Regions from separate parts of the Homo sapiens genome. Here all the other regions are linked to region 5. The links are chromatin contacts, found by Hi-C or POLR2A ChIA-PET in ENCODE. All regions are on one chromosome and are shown on one strand. Each heading gives the region's core, a stretch centred on a gene start or an enhancer-like site at or near the end of the contact. The rest is flanking DNA. Distances are from core to core; before and after follow the strand shown.

Region 1 (2,700 bases), core at 150-2,649, 420 kb after region 5:
GGCTGGGGCCCCGTGGAGCCACCATGGACCCCGCAGGGGCAGCAGGTGAGCGCTTACCCTCCCGAGGCCCCGGAGACGCCCCGTGAGAACTACGAAGGACCACCCCCCCACCCCCTCCCCACTATACAAATAGGAAAACTAAGCCCCAAGGAGGCAGCCCGCCGAACTGCAAAAGCAGGATTAGAACCTAGGGCTCCTGGTTCCCCTTCTCTCTCTTGAGGCCCCCTGGCGCCTAGAATTCACTAAACCTCATTTCCTTCCAGCTCCTACCCCACCGCCGCGCCCCATGCTGAAGCTGTGTTAGCCATTTTTCTGTTGCTGTTTCTTGGCAGAGAGGGCCAGCTGCCCCTAACCCAACAGCAGCTCCGCCCCCGCCCCCCAATTCCGTGAATGCGCCTATTCTGAGCGAGGCCAGTGCCTGCTTCTCACTCCAGGCGACCTTCTCATCCCGGATTCTTCTCCCTTTTCCCCTCCCAGGCCTGGTAGAAGAACATAAATCCTCTGGCAGGGCCCGTCGTGGGAGGGTGACCAAGCAAGATGTGGCAGCGCTGGTGGAAGTGGGAGGGCGGGGAACCCTTGTCAAGCTTGGGCCACAGGCAAAGCCAACATCCCTGGACAGCATGAGGGCTAAGGCACAAGGGGCCTCTGCCACCTCCCATACTTTCCTACCCGGAGATGCCTCTGGGCCCCTAAATCTTGGTTAAGGTTCCCCTCATCCCATTCTTGGTCTGAGCCAACTTCTCACCTGGCACCCTGCCTCCACCCCAGGAATCCTAGAAAGTCAAAATAGCAAATGCCTCAAAGTTCATCACCTTTCCAAACCCCTCATTCTACAAAGAAAGGAACTAGGTCCAGAGAGGGTAGTGTCTTGCTGAAGGGTACATGGCGATGTCGTGGCAGGACTGATACTAGAACCTGGGATTCCTCTGAGGAGTTAATCCTTGCATTAAAAAAAGAAAGATTCAGAGATGCCCTGAGGTGAGGTTGAGGGAGTGGAGCAGCAAGGGAGGAGAGGCCTGTAAATAAATTCTCAAAAGTCCCTTAGGGACATTTCAGGGGGTTCCTGGAGGGATGAGAGTAGAAAAGGGATGATCCTATTTTGATGGCTTTGAGGGTGGGGGCTCGATTTGGAAAGGACCCTGCAGAAGTGGGGAAGGGCACTGCAAATCAGATAGGGCACCCTAGGCAGCGTCTCTGCTAAAATACACTCGCCTGACCTGGCTTGATGCCTACTCCCCTGCAGACCCCTCAGTGCCTCCCAATCCTTTGACTCACCTGAGCCTGCAGGACAGATCAGAGATGCAGCTGCAGAGCGAAGCCGACAGGCGGAGCCTCCCGGGCACTTGGACCAGGTAACGGCGGCGTGGCAGCGTGCCCTAGGTGGGGACTGCCAGGCAGCTGGAGCACACAGAGGCAACGGCCGCATTTAACCCAGGGCTGGCGGGTGGGGAGGGGAAGTGCAGGCTGCAACCCCTCCCACTGGCAGGGAGGGATCCCCCCTTCCTCCTGAGGGGGGGCAAACCCAGCACCCCCTGCTCCTACCACGCTTGGAGCTGCAGACAGGGCTAGCTGCGGGCCAGGCTGGAATTCAGCTACAGCGGGAGACTGGGGAGACCGGGGCAGCCACACTCCACAGCCGGAATTCATTGGAAGCTTAGAAGGCACTTCCCTGAGGAGAGCCCCAAGGGGTGGAGCGGTCCTGGCTGTGGCTGCTGCCTGTCTGGCCTGGCTTTCGAGGGTGCGGTCTTGCGCTGTCCCCTCCAGGAGTGAGGAGAGACTCTGGTCCTGCCAAGAGGAATAAGGGCTCAGAAGGACAGCCTCAGTTTTCATGGCTCTCCTTGGGCCTCAACCTGCTAACCCCCCAAATCTCTCCCACCTCCCCTCCTCTACTTGCTCCCTGCAATTGCTCGGGCCTACCCACCCACACCGCTCAAGACCCCCAGGTTAAGAAGCCACCAGACCTCTAGGCTCTAACCTGGCTCACTCTGCAGGACCAATGTCATCTGCCTTGACTCCTGTAATCAAGGGTAGGAAAGCCCACACAGCAACAGGCCACTTCTCATGGGAGAAAGGGAAGAATATGGCTTTGGCCCCAGAAAGGCTCAGATTCCCCCAGGCCATCCCCCATCCTGAGGACAAGGTTTTGGGCCCTTTTCTGTTTGCAGGCAGGAGGCTAGAGAGCGCTCCAGGCCAGGAGCCCAGGAAAGGCTCTCCCTTCCCCTCCCTCCTCACCCCCCACCCTGCCTTCCCCAGGGTGGGGAAGCTTCATCTCTACCAATTCCATCAGCCCTAAAATACTCTTCTCCATCCCAAGGCCAGTATAAGTGCAGCCTTTGTGTCACAGCCACGTGTCCCTATGGCCCTGGGCTCCAATGGGCATGATGCCAGACCCACAGAGTGGAACCTGGGTGGTCCCATGGGTTCCATGCAGGCTTCGTTGAGCACCTTGCAGCCTAAATATTTAGCCTACAATTTGCAGCCAAGTCTCCTCCTTACCTAATGCTTCCTCTTCCTGACCCCACAGGGGCAGGATATAGAGCAGCCCCACCCTCCCACTCACTCTAACCCCCTGCTCACTTCATTTTACTCAACCTGAGTGCTTGGACCCTGTGCCACCTTGACCCTTCTCCCTCCTGTGGCTGGTCGACCTGCCTGCCCTACTCCCAGGTCATCCCCAGAGCACACCACCATTCTGAGGGG
Region 2 (2,700 bases), core at 199-2,698, 360 kb before region 5:
GGGATAGGGGTTGAAAAACTACCTGTTGGATACTGTGTTCACTGTTTGGGCAACGGAATCATTAGAAACCCAAACCTCACGATAAGGCAATATACCCATGTAACAAAACTGCATATGTACCCTCTGAATCTAAAATTAAAAATACATAAATACACAAAATAAAATACTTTTATAATAAACCAGTAAACATGTTTCCTTGAGTTTTGTGACCAAATTAATCAAAGCCAAGGAGGGAGGTCACGGGAACTTTGATTTATAGGTGGCCGGTCAGAAGCACAGGTAAAACAACCTGAGGCTTGCCATTGGCACAGAAAGTGGGCACAGTCTTGTGAGACTGAGCCCTCCACTTGTGTGATTTGATGCTATCTCCAAGTAGAGAGCTTCGGAATTGACTTGTAGGGCACCAAGTTGGCATCCCCTGCAGAGCTGACTGTTTGCCTGATGTTTGGGGGAAAATCCCCACACACCACACATCAGGTGTCAAAAGTGTGTTGTGAGTACAGCAGGAGAAACTGAGTGTGCTTTTTCTACACACTTGGTCAATTAAATCAGCTGGAGAATGAGGAATCAAGGAATCACGCTCCTCTGAAGTGGGTAAATGAGGGAACTCAGCATATTCTTTTATAGGCCCTATAATTTTCTCTTTAAAATGTTTACAGTTTACAAGGTGATTAAACCTTCACTTCACTGTCACAATCGTTCTCGAAGAGAGGAATGCTGGGGTGATTATCCTCGGATAAATGACTTACAGCAGTCCCAAAATATTCAGGCCCTGGTTTCCAATTTTGAATAACAATCCACAAGGGCTTCTTTCCCTTGCACCTGAACTGCAGACAAGCCTCCGCTAAAACCCCAGCTTTGCCACACACTCTGTAGTTTTGGCAAATCCCGTGCTAGGGGATAAAAATATTACTTGAGCCACCTAGAACTAAATGATGGCACCTTAAGAGGTGCTTCGGGAGGAACCGGAGCCCCTCGCTGGGAGCTGTCATTCCTTGGTCCCTCTCCAGCTCCAGAGGAACCTAGTCAGGAAGCCTCGCAGGGCGGAGCCATCCGAATTGTAAACAATGGCGGCCTAGCCTCTTCCGTTCCCCGAGGAACCCGGAGGGCGAGCCGCCTAAGCTGGACCTGAGGGTATCGCGGATTTGCGTCTGGGGCCCCGGAGACCCTCTGTAGCCCAGGGCCTGCTGACATCCCGAGAGCCTCTGGAGCCAAGGCCCGTGCAGCTCTGGTCTCGAGGCCTTTCCCCGCAAACCGCAGGTCCGGCGAGGACTCGGGACCCCGAACTCACCCAGCTGGCGAGGGAGAAGACACCCAGCACAGCCCCCATGGTGACGCCAGTGATGGAGGTGGCCGGTCCTGAGGCTGCTTTCTAACACGGTGGTAACTGCCAGCTGAGGTGACTCCCCAGAAACATGACGGTTTCTCAGGCCGGAAACGCAGCCTTCCACAGACGCACGGATGCGTCACGGCGTGGCCCCGCCCACCGTCCGCGACCGGAGCGGCAGAGGGGGGCGCCTGTCATTGGCTGAGGGGGAAGGTGGGGCTAAACCATCCTGGGGTTGCAGGAACTGTGAAGGTGTCATTCCTTACATCATTTGTATTCATTGTGCAAAGATCTGGAAGTTACAGAAGTGTACAGAGAGGCACAGTACGCTCAGAATTTATTCTCTAGTTAATAGGAGATCTGACAACATAAATGCACCGTGCCCCAATGTAATGAATACGATGAAGTAGTATGGGGGAATAGGCTTTCAATAAAGGTGTATTTAGTGCCTCCTATTGTAAGGGGAAAGTAATTTAGCTGGGCAGTAGTCTTGGAAGGCTTCTCTGAAGGATTTATTTTTTAATCTGCGAACTAAAGGATGAGTCCAAATTAACCTAGAAACGATGGAAATCGTATCCTAAAATGTGGGATGCACCCCATTTGGGAAAAATGAATGGCTCTAAGGGTGCATGAAGGACATTAAGCGATATTAAACAGCAGAGTGAGAACGTCCCATTTCAAACCAACAGGCTAGTTGTTTGAGGCCAGTATGGTATTTAACATTTTTCTAGTATTTATCTCCCTTTCTAACAGAGTAAAGCCTTCATTTTCCAGATCTCTCAAACAGGCAACCATGCCTGCAGTTTTAAAATATTGTTTTGTTTTGAGGTGTGTGTTAGCAATAACCTTTTCATTTCTTCCGAGCAATGCTGATTTCCCATTTAAGCAGTGATGTAAATATTCCTTTCAAAATACATGTCAAATTTGAGAGTTCACTTAAAGAAGAAAATGAAAACATTTTTTACTTACACATATAATAGTTTAGGTGGAATGTGGCAAACAATGATGATGTCCGGACAACAAGGTGTCACACTTCAATATCTTCTCCTGTGGTGTGTTAATCTTCCCTGATAGATAAAACTCTCTGGAAGGGGATTCATAATTGAATTCCTTCTGGATTGTCAGCCTTTAGTCTGATAAGGGAAATTCATGAAAAGCCCCTCTCTCCATGTGCTGTTCCCCAAGCAATCATCATACCAGTGTGGCATATTTGGGGATGTTATTTCCTGGATTCCTTGAAAATGTATTCCAAATTCATCTTTTACAGAAATGGAATGAGGCTCAAAGTTTGCCCAAGGCCATGAAAAGGGCTGATGAAAGAAGAAAGAGAACTACTCACATTTAATAATTCCTACCTCTCTTTTCCCAGATCC
Region 3 (2,700 bases), core at 56-2,555, 390 kb before region 5:
CCACTAGGGATAGCTGACCTAGTAAAAGACATGAGTCACTTGCCTTCAGGTGACTACTAACTTGTCTTTGTCAGTGATGGGTAGAGGAGCAAACACTCTGTGCCTGAGAGTAGACAAAAACTAGGTTCCCATGGTAGATCTGGTGAGTTGGTGATGAGTCATTAGTGAGCCAGATGACTCCCCTACATGTCTCTAATAAATCCTGTCTCTTATATTCTTATGGCCCAAGAGACACTGAGGTCTAATTGAAAAAAGAACTCTTAAGCCAAGCCCTGGGTTTCTCTGTTTCACCTCTTACTGAGTAACCATAGGCAAGTCACGAACTTCTCTAAGCCTCAAACTGATACGTAAAAGGAAGGAGGGAGGGAAATAATCACCACCTTACAGGCATGTGGATACTGTCTGTTTAATGCTTGGTACACCTACCCATCTATGTGGTTTCTATTATTCTTCTTCACCTGAGAACATAGGCATGGTGTGGCTTGAGTCATCCAGCAGTAATTAGGACATCACTGAGTTGGGTGCCTAGGTAACAGGACGGACAGACCAACACAACAGGAGTAAAGAGATGAACAGCAGCTTCCATTAATAAGCATAAGCCTACTATCTGTTATCAATCTGCACAGATCAAATGCACAACTCATTATGTGAATACTCACTTTAGCCTGAATGTGTAAAAACAGCCAGGTGCAGTGGCTCCCGCCTGTAATCCCAACACTTTGGGAGGCTGAGGCAGGTGGATCACCTGAGGCCAGGAGTTCGGGACCAGCCTGGCCAACATGGTGAAATCCCATCTCTACTAAAAACACAAAAATTAGCCAGGTGTGGTGGCGCGCACCTATAGTCCCAGCTACTCAGGAGACTGAGGCAGGAGAATTGCTTGAACATGGGAGGTGGAGGTTGCAGTGAGCCAAGATGGCACCACTGCACTCCAGCCTGGGCAACAGAGCAAAACTCTGTCTAAAAAAAGAAAAAAGAACCAGTTACAGATTTCTTTGTTCCTTCTCCATTCCTCACTTGGCTAGCCAAAAAGAAAAAGAACAAAACCTCTATACTGAGAACCAGGTCCATGGCTACTCTTTGGCAGGCAGTTTCTTTGATTACCAAGAGAAAGTTTTACTTCCCAACCAGATAACCCGCAAGACCAACCTAGAAAATAAAGGAGTCCAGCATGGACCTAGAAGCTTTCTCCCGGCTTTAACGAGGTAAAAGTGGCAGCCACTGCTATTGCCTTTGATGAGTTCCTAGAGCATGTCCCTGATCTGAAAGCCAGGGCCCCAACCCGCATTCCCCAAGGCTAGGCAAGCCCTTTCATAGTGATGAAACATAAAGGTACTCATCTGGAATGAAAGGCCACCCTGAGATCTGATGACTCAAAATACTCCCCTGCTTTAAATGATGATCCTGGCCTTATTCAGAATGCTGTCTTACTCATGCTTGTATATAATTCAGCATTCACATGTATAATTCACTTGAGTCTTGATTAGACTACTGGTTTTCCTACTAAGAGGCAGACTTCACTACTTCTTAAGGTAGGACCAAGCAAAGCAGGGACACTGCCTCCCGACTTTTAAAGAGCATTTGTTACTTCAAATTAATATCAGTTATCATCATGAGAAAAAAATAAAAACTTTATTGGACTTTGTTACATTTATTTTACAGTTTAGTATTGTTTGTATTTTGAATTACATTAAGGCGGAGGATGGGGCACTGTAATGTTTTTGAAGTTTAGGACCTTTAAAGCTCTTAAGCTGACTCCGCTACTGTAAAGAAAAGCAGGGTATCTGCTTCACACTGGCAAAATAAGGGGCTACATTTCCCCATCTGACCCTCAAATCCCTTGAAACGCTATACCCTGACATAAACCACTGGTTTAAAAGACAATGATTCCAATAATTTATATCAAGTCCTGCTTCCCTACCCCACACCTCCACCCTAACTGAGCCTGTCCCCTCTGTGTTCCTCTGTCTAATTCTGTAACAAAATCTGAAATCCAGCCTCCATCAGATTCTGGCTAGATATCTCTGACCTTTGAATATTGTCTTATTTTAGCCCATAATGAGATCAGCAGCTACTGTCAGTGCTATGTCAGTGCTAAAAATGGGTTACACTTTGCAAAATAACTTTATTCTTTAACAATCTTGTACACTAGGCACCAACACTGAGGCTCAGCTGCCTGTGGTCATAAATCAAATAGTACGTACTCAACAAATAATAGCTGACAAGTTTGATAGCCAGAAAACGGCAAAGCTGGGATGCAAACCCAAGCAGTCTGACTCCCAAGCCTCTTAACCATTCTTAAGAGACCACCTACCTCCATTCTTCTTCGAACACATGTTTTTCCTGTTTGCCACCTGAATACGTGGAACCACCATCCACCCAGCTGGTTAAACCAGAATCACTCAGAAATCTACCTCTCCTTCATATTATTCATAACTGCCAGTGTTAAAATTCTAATTGCTGGCCAGGCACGGTGGCTCATGCCAGTAATCCTAGAACTTTGGGAGGCCGCGGCAGGTGGATCACGAGGTCAGGAGATCGAGACCATCCTGGCTAACATGGTGAAACCCTGTCTCTACTAAAAATACAAAAAAAATTAGCCAGGCGTGGTGGTGGGTGCCTGTAGTCCCAGCTACTAGGGAGGCTGAGGCGGGAGAATGGCGTGAACCCGGGAGGCGGAGCCTGCAGTGAGCGGAGATC
Region 4 (2,700 bases), core at 53-2,552, 280 kb before region 5:
GTCTTTGAGTGTGGCATTTGCTGTCTCTGTGTCCCGAGGGCCAGTGGCCTGCACTGGGCAGCCTGTAACATCAGATGGCATTGTGAGATCAAAGCCCCAGGAGACATTCCAGCATGAAGCTGGCCTTTCAGATAGAGCCTGTAATTCCATCCCATGGTGTCAGGTCCTAGGACAAGAACACCTGCACAGCACTCCACGGTGCACGGAGGCCCTTCTCAACAGCCCCAAGAAGGAACTGCGGCTCCTCCCCACAGAGGACAGGCGGGCAGCAGGGGAGAAGAGGGATAGACACAAACTCCCTCTCCTTCAGAGGCCCGAGAGTGAAATCCAGCGAGTGTGCATGGAGCGCCTGCTCTTTACCAGGTGCTGGATGAGAATCAGGGAATGCAGCGGCCAGAACCTGTTGGCTCAGCTGCCAGGATTAGGTTTCAGCTGGACATGGGAAAAATCCAGACCAAATTCCTGTTCCCGTGGAGCTGACAGTCTAACTGAGGAAGAGCCGAGGACTCGGAGGCTCCGGGAGCCAGTGTGGCCTGCTCGGGGTTTGTCATTTTCCAGAGCAGCGGGTTTCAGGTGGGGCTGAGGCCCTTCTGAGCCGTGGCTGTAAACCGGCCTCACTCACCTCAGAGGGCAGCTGTGGCCACTGAGTGCGTGATGTGTATGAAAACACAGGCACCTGGGCCATGGTACCTTTCCTTATCGTAGGAATTGTCAGCATCATTTTTATCCTCTGTTATTACTGTTATTATCATAAGCCATTTTCCTGTCCTGAAGCATTGAGCGGTTTCCCCAGAGGCAGAGCGCAGGAGTGAACCTCCGTGACCTGTAGAAGGAGCCACCTCTGGAACTTCCGGGAATTCTTTTAGCCAAGGAGGAGCCAGAGCGTGACTAGGGCAGCGCGCAAGGCTGCTAGGAAGATAGGCAGGGTGCGCCATCTGCTGTAGCCGGGGGGAATTGCCGTGGACAGTGTCCTGGCCCTCCTCTATTTTACACAGGGGAAATGAAGGCCCCAAGAAAGGCAGGGTCTTGCCCAGGGTTAGGTGGCAGAGCTTGGGTTTAAGGTCACGTGTCTCATTCTTTGCTCTTTCTACCATAGGACACCTCCCTGTCTCACCTGTCTGATCTTTGAGGGCCCCTAATTCATTCTTTAGGTGTTTCTTCTGAGCTAGGTGTTGTGGGGGGATGTGGGCCTTGCCCTCCATACTGATCCTCTTCTCTGTCTCTCTCTTTCTCTCTCTCTCTCTCTCTCTCTTCTCTCTCTCTCTCTCACACACACACACACACACACACACACACCTGCAGCACTTACTGGCTCAACCCCACCCTGGGTGCCTTCTGGGCACTTCTGCCAATGTCAGCTACCTTCTAAAAGCATTGCACAATAATTTGGGTTTATAAAACTTCAACCATTGAAAAAATATAGACTTAGAAAACGAAAGTTCCCCTTAATCACAAAGAACCACAGTTGACAGGGTTGATAGATGTTTTTTCAGATTTTTTTTTCATATGTCTGCTATCTTTCCCCACAGGAACTGGGTTTTATTTTAGGTGTTGTTTTGCAACCTCTGTTTTTCAGTTGCCAGTTTATCTCAGACATTGTCCTATGTCAGTACAGGCCCATCTGGCACATTTCTTTATTATTTTTTTTTTACTGACATGTCATTGTATATATTTGTGGGGTGCAACTTGATGTTTTGATACATATATGTTGTATAATAATCAGATCAGGGCAGTTAGCATATCCATCATCTCATGCATTTATTTCTTTGTGATGAGAATATTCAAAAGCTTCTGTAGTTATTTTGTAATATAGAATGCCTTTTTTTTTTTTTTTTTTGAGACGGAGTCTCGCTCTGTCTTGCCCAGGGTGGAGTGCAGTGGCGTGATCTCAGCTCACGGCAGTCTCCGCCTCATGGGTTCAAGAGATTCTCCTGTCTCAGCCTCCAGAGTAACTGAGACTACAGGCGTGTGCTACCACACCCGACTAATTTTGTATTTTTAGTAGAGGCGACGTTTCACGATGTTGGCCAGCCCAGTCTCGAACTTCTGACCTCAGGTGAACTACCCGCCTCGGCCTCCCAAAGTGCTGGGATTATAGGCATGAGCCACCGCACCCGGCCTAGAATGCCTTATTGTTAACCATCACCATACTGTACAATAGAACAGGAACTTACTGCTCCTATCTAATTGTAACTATGTACCCGTTGACCAGCTTTCCATCCTTTCCTCTCCTCTCCCCTCCCCAGTCTCTGGTAACCACTGTTGTATTCTCTCCTTCTATATCAACTTTTTTTTTTTTTTTTGACAGAGTTTTGCTCTGTCACCTAGGCTAGAGTGCAGTGTCATGATCTTGGCTCACTGCAAGCTCCGCCTCCTGGGTTCACGCCATTCTCCTGCCTCAGCCTCCTGAGTAGCTGGGACTACAGGCGCCTGCCACCACGCCTGGCTAATTTTTGTTTGTTTTTTTAGTAGAGAGGGGGTTTCACCATGTTGGCCAGGATGGTCTCGATCTCCTGACCTAGTGATCCACCCGCCTCGGCCTCCCAAAGTACTGGGATTACAGGTGTGAGCCACTGTGCCTAGCCGATAACAAATTTTTTTTTTTTTAAGATTCCATGTATGCGTAAAATCATGCAGTATTTGTGTTTCTGTGTCTGGCTTATTTCACTTAACATTATGTCCTCCAGGTTTATCCGTTTT
Region 5 (2,700 bases), core at 201-2,700:
TAAAGGCAAGACGGCAAAGGCCTATTTACTTGGCTTTTTCTCCTACCCGACTGCAAACTCCAAGACAGCAGGGCCCCACCTGCCTTGTTCATTGCTGTGTCTCCAGCACTAAGCAAAAAGCCTGTTCAACATTTGTTGAAAGAATAAATGAACAGGAGAGAGGGAAGGCGAGAGGCATTTTGAAGGACTGAGTTTAAAAATCAACTACCTTGAAGCCGGTCGAGGTGGTTCATGTCTGTAATCCCAGCACTTTGGGAGGCTGAGGCGGGTGGATCACCTGAGGTCAGGAGTTTGAGACCAGCCCGGCCAATATGGCGAAGCCCCGTGTCTACTAAAAATACAAAAACTAGCCGAGAGTGGTGGCATGCACCTGTTATCCCAGCTACTCAGGAGGCTGAGGCAGGAGAATTGCTTGAACCTGGGAGGCAGAGATTGCAGTGAGCCAAGATTGTGACACTGCCTGGGCGACAGAAAGAGACTCTGTCTCAAAAACAGAAAACAAAACAAAACAAAACAAAACAAAATCAACTACCTTCAGAGGAGTAGAATGTTGGTAATTGTGAGAGCAGTCATGGAGGGGAGGGGAGCCATGGAGGCCTGTTTCCTTCCCTGAACTTCCTCAACGAGGGGGCATCTTAAAGAAGAAATCATGTACACAGATTTTTGTGGGTTTTTTTTGGAGACAGGGTCTCACTCTGTCTCCCAGGTTGGAGTGCAGTGGCATGACCATAGCTCACTGCAGCCTACAACTCCCGGCCTCAAGCAATCCTCTCACCTCAGCTTCCCAAAGTGCTGAGATTACAGGCGCGAACCACTGCGCTCGACCCTACACAGGTTTTTTAAAAAGACGTTTGTGCATTGGATTCCTGGCACTTCACGTGGCCTCTTCAGTCTACCAAAGAAGGAAAAGGTAAGTACCCTGAAGGATTGAAAGGATTAAATGAACATTGAGGGATGAGCAATTTCTGTTCTTCCCTGGCTCCAGCATTACCAAAGCACACAGTAAGAGGACTGACATCGGCCTCCGACCCAGTGAGGATTACTTTCGGGGTGGAGGGGGAACTGCTAAACCTCGAATCTCCGGGACTGGCCCTGGCGCGTTTCCAGTCCCAGCAGAAAGGGCAATCCCCATCCAGACCACACTCCTAGTCCTCCTTATTCCCACACAGCCCGTATCTTGACCACCCCCAGCTCCGCCCTCTCTCCTCCCACCTCCTTTTCCCGCTCCCCCGCCCCATTTCCTTCTTCTCCGCCCACCTCCTCCTGGGTCCCTCCCCCGGCCATCCGCCCTGCCCCGGCCCCTGCAACCCTGCCTTTCGCTCTTCTTCCTCCTCCCTTCCGTCTGCGCCCCTCCCGTGGGGCCGTGGCAACCCCGTGCCTCGCTTGCCCAATGAGAACACGGTTTGGGGCGGGGCGCGGCCAGGACCGGAGCGGAAGTGGCGATCGGAGCGGAAGTGGAGCTACCGCCACCGCCGCCGCCGATTCCGGAGCCGGGGTAGTCGCCGCCGCCGCCGCCGCTGCAGCCACTGCAGGCACCGCTGCCGCCGCCTGAGTAGTGGGCTTAGGAAGGAAGAGGTCATCTCGCTCGGAGCTTCGCTCGGAAGGGTCTTTGTTCCCTGCAGCCCTCCCACGGTGAGTGCGGCGCGGGGTCCGACCGGGGCCCCCGGGGGCCCAAACTCGAAGCCCCTCTCTGGCTGCTGCGACGACGGCGGCCCAGTGGGTGGGCCCCGTGGGGTAGCGGCGCGCTGCCTCTTTCGCTCCGCGCGGCCGCCGGCGGCGAGGCCAGACCTCGCAGCGGCCCCTCCCTGTTTCCGGGGCCGGGCCCTTTACCTCTTGGAGAGGCTCGGGCCGCCTGAGGTCCTGCCGGCCGGGCGGGGTGCAACTCCGTACTGTGCCGTAAGGGACAGCGGAGCCGGGGATCCCGGACCCTCCCTCACTATCTGCTTCGGGCCCCACGCGACCCCTCCCTGCGTCTTGGTCGGCAAGAACGTCCCCTTCAGCCCTGTCACCTCTGCTCCGTGCTTTCTGGTTTCCAGAAATTAAAATTTAATCAAACGCGGATGAGTTTTCTAGCCCCAGTCCCCGTGTTTGGCTCCTCCTGGATGAGTAAGGGGTTTAACCTTGGGAGACAGCAGTGGGGGAACCCCCTCCCATTTTGCAGTAAAACCATTTCATCATCCTTCACTGGTTATGGAGCCTGGCAGGACCCAAGATTCCCTAGGAAGGGAATTGGGTTTGAATCAAGAAAATCTGTTTGTTGGAGCCGGTTACTGAGTCAGGCCGGATCCCCAGGAAAAAATATCAGGGGGTGAGAATCGGAGTATTTTCTCACAGTATTTACCGTCATTTAATGCCAGATTCTTTTGTGTCTTTACCCCAAATTCCCCCATATTGTGTGTTAGCACGTTTTTCGGTCTGAAATTTGCCCGGTGGCTTCCTGGTCGGGGGGTGGGGAGCGGAGGGAAGAAGAGGTGGGAAGGTGAGTGCATCTTTGCCGCAAATGGAGAACTCCCATATAATGGGGTTTTCAGAGGTGGCAGCCTTGGTAAGCAATTTGCCAACCTTTCTGTAAAATACATGTTTCTTGTCGTTGCCTTCATTGCATTTCTCTTTGGTAAGGCTAGATAGCATCAGGTCCTGATTTTGCTTGCCCTGTGTGGGAGATGGAATTTGGCAAGATGATGCTATGAACATAAAATC

Evidence for each region. Hi-C counts contacts between places; a loop is a spot of excess contacts on that map. ChIA-PET counts read pairs that join two places held with the same protein, here RNA polymerase II (POLR2A). Pooled maps may share reads with other maps.
Region 1: a map with no recorded cell type shows a loop between it and region 5 (2.2-fold over the local background). The contact joins the promoter of MATN4 here to the promoter of YWHAB in region 5. A Hi-C loop is called at or near these places in 1 of 37 single-sample maps with no recorded cell type and 2 of 50 pooled maps. POLR2A ChIA-PET finds 5 or more read pairs at or near these places in 2 of 52 experiments (AG04449 and Caco-2).
Region 2: a map of B cell shows a loop between it and region 5 (22-fold over the local background). The contact joins the promoter of SERINC3 here to the promoter of YWHAB in region 5. A Hi-C loop is called at or near these places in 9 of 168 maps with a recorded cell type or tissue (B cell, CD4-positive, alpha-beta T cell, CD4-positive, alpha-beta memory T cell and 4 more), 8 of 37 single-sample maps with no recorded cell type and 22 of 50 pooled maps. POLR2A ChIA-PET finds 5 or more read pairs at or near these places in 5 of 52 experiments (CD4-positive, alpha-beta memory T cell, GM10248, OCI-LY7 and 2 more).
Region 3: a pooled map shows a loop between it and region 5 (2.8-fold over the local background). The contact joins the enhancer-like site here to the promoter of YWHAB in region 5. A Hi-C loop is called at or near these places in 1 of 168 maps with a recorded cell type or tissue (heart left ventricle) and 1 of 50 pooled maps. POLR2A ChIA-PET finds 5 or more read pairs at or near these places in 3 of 52 experiments (AG04449, H1 and PC-3).
Region 4: a loop to region 5 is called in a pooled map, with 5 times the contacts of the local background. The contact joins the enhancer-like site here to the promoter of YWHAB in region 5. A Hi-C loop is called at or near these places in 6 of 50 pooled maps. POLR2A ChIA-PET finds 5 or more read pairs at or near these places in 4 of 52 experiments (Caco-2, Panc1, activated naive CD4-positive, alpha-beta T cell and 1 more).

Annotation. Positions count from the first base shown.
Region 1 is chr20:45,306,900-45,309,599 of GRCh38, forward strand. It overlaps MATN4 (matrilin 4), which reads right to left and starts at 1,400. Exons shown (of 10, transcript NM_001393530.1): 1 at 1,276-1,400. RBPJL (recombination signal binding protein for immunoglobulin kappa J region like) reads left to right here. Exons shown (of 12, transcript NM_014276.4): 1 at 1-45; 2 at 1,244-1,352; 3 at 2,668-2,700. The coding sequence starts at 24.
Region 2 is chr20:44,520,622-44,523,321 of GRCh38, forward strand. It overlaps SERINC3 (serine incorporator 3), which reads right to left and starts at 1,449. Exons shown (of 10, transcript NM_006811.4): 1 at 1,292-1,449. The coding sequence starts at 1,330. RefSeq lists enhancers at 660-1,212, 1,131-1,440, 1,347-1,641.
Region 3 is chr20:44,495,831-44,498,530 of GRCh38, forward strand. It overlaps SERINC3 (serine incorporator 3), which reads right to left. Exons shown (of 10, transcript NM_006811.4): 10 at 1,611-2,700. Among named protein-coding and RNA genes, the nearest start is that of TTPAL, 21 kb to the left of the region's middle. RefSeq lists an enhancer at 358-1,557. Within about 2 kb of position 1,306, at least 4 of the 41 ENCODE cell types and tissues checked have a DNase peak (open chromatin) inside an H3K27ac peak, as active enhancers do; they include PC-3, where a contact is called at or near this core.
Region 4 is chr20:44,609,234-44,611,933 of GRCh38, forward strand. All of the region lies in intron 2 of PKIG (cAMP-dependent protein kinase inhibitor gamma), which reads left to right. Among named protein-coding and RNA genes, the nearest start is that of PKIG, 28 kb to the left of the region's middle. RefSeq lists enhancers at 1-394, 1,152-1,221, 1,272-1,371, 1,402-1,461. Within about 2 kb of position 1,303, at least 32 of the 41 ENCODE cell types and tissues checked have a DNase peak (open chromatin) inside an H3K27ac peak, as active enhancers do; they include Panc1, where a contact is called at or near this core.
Region 5 is chr20:44,884,255-44,886,954 of GRCh38, forward strand. YWHAB (tyrosine 3-monooxygenase/tryptophan 5-monooxygenase activation protein beta) reads left to right here and starts at 1,451. Exons shown (of 6, transcript NM_139323.4): 1 at 1,451-1,632. RefSeq lists silencers at 1,075-1,134, 1,195-1,744 and an enhancer at 1,181-1,797.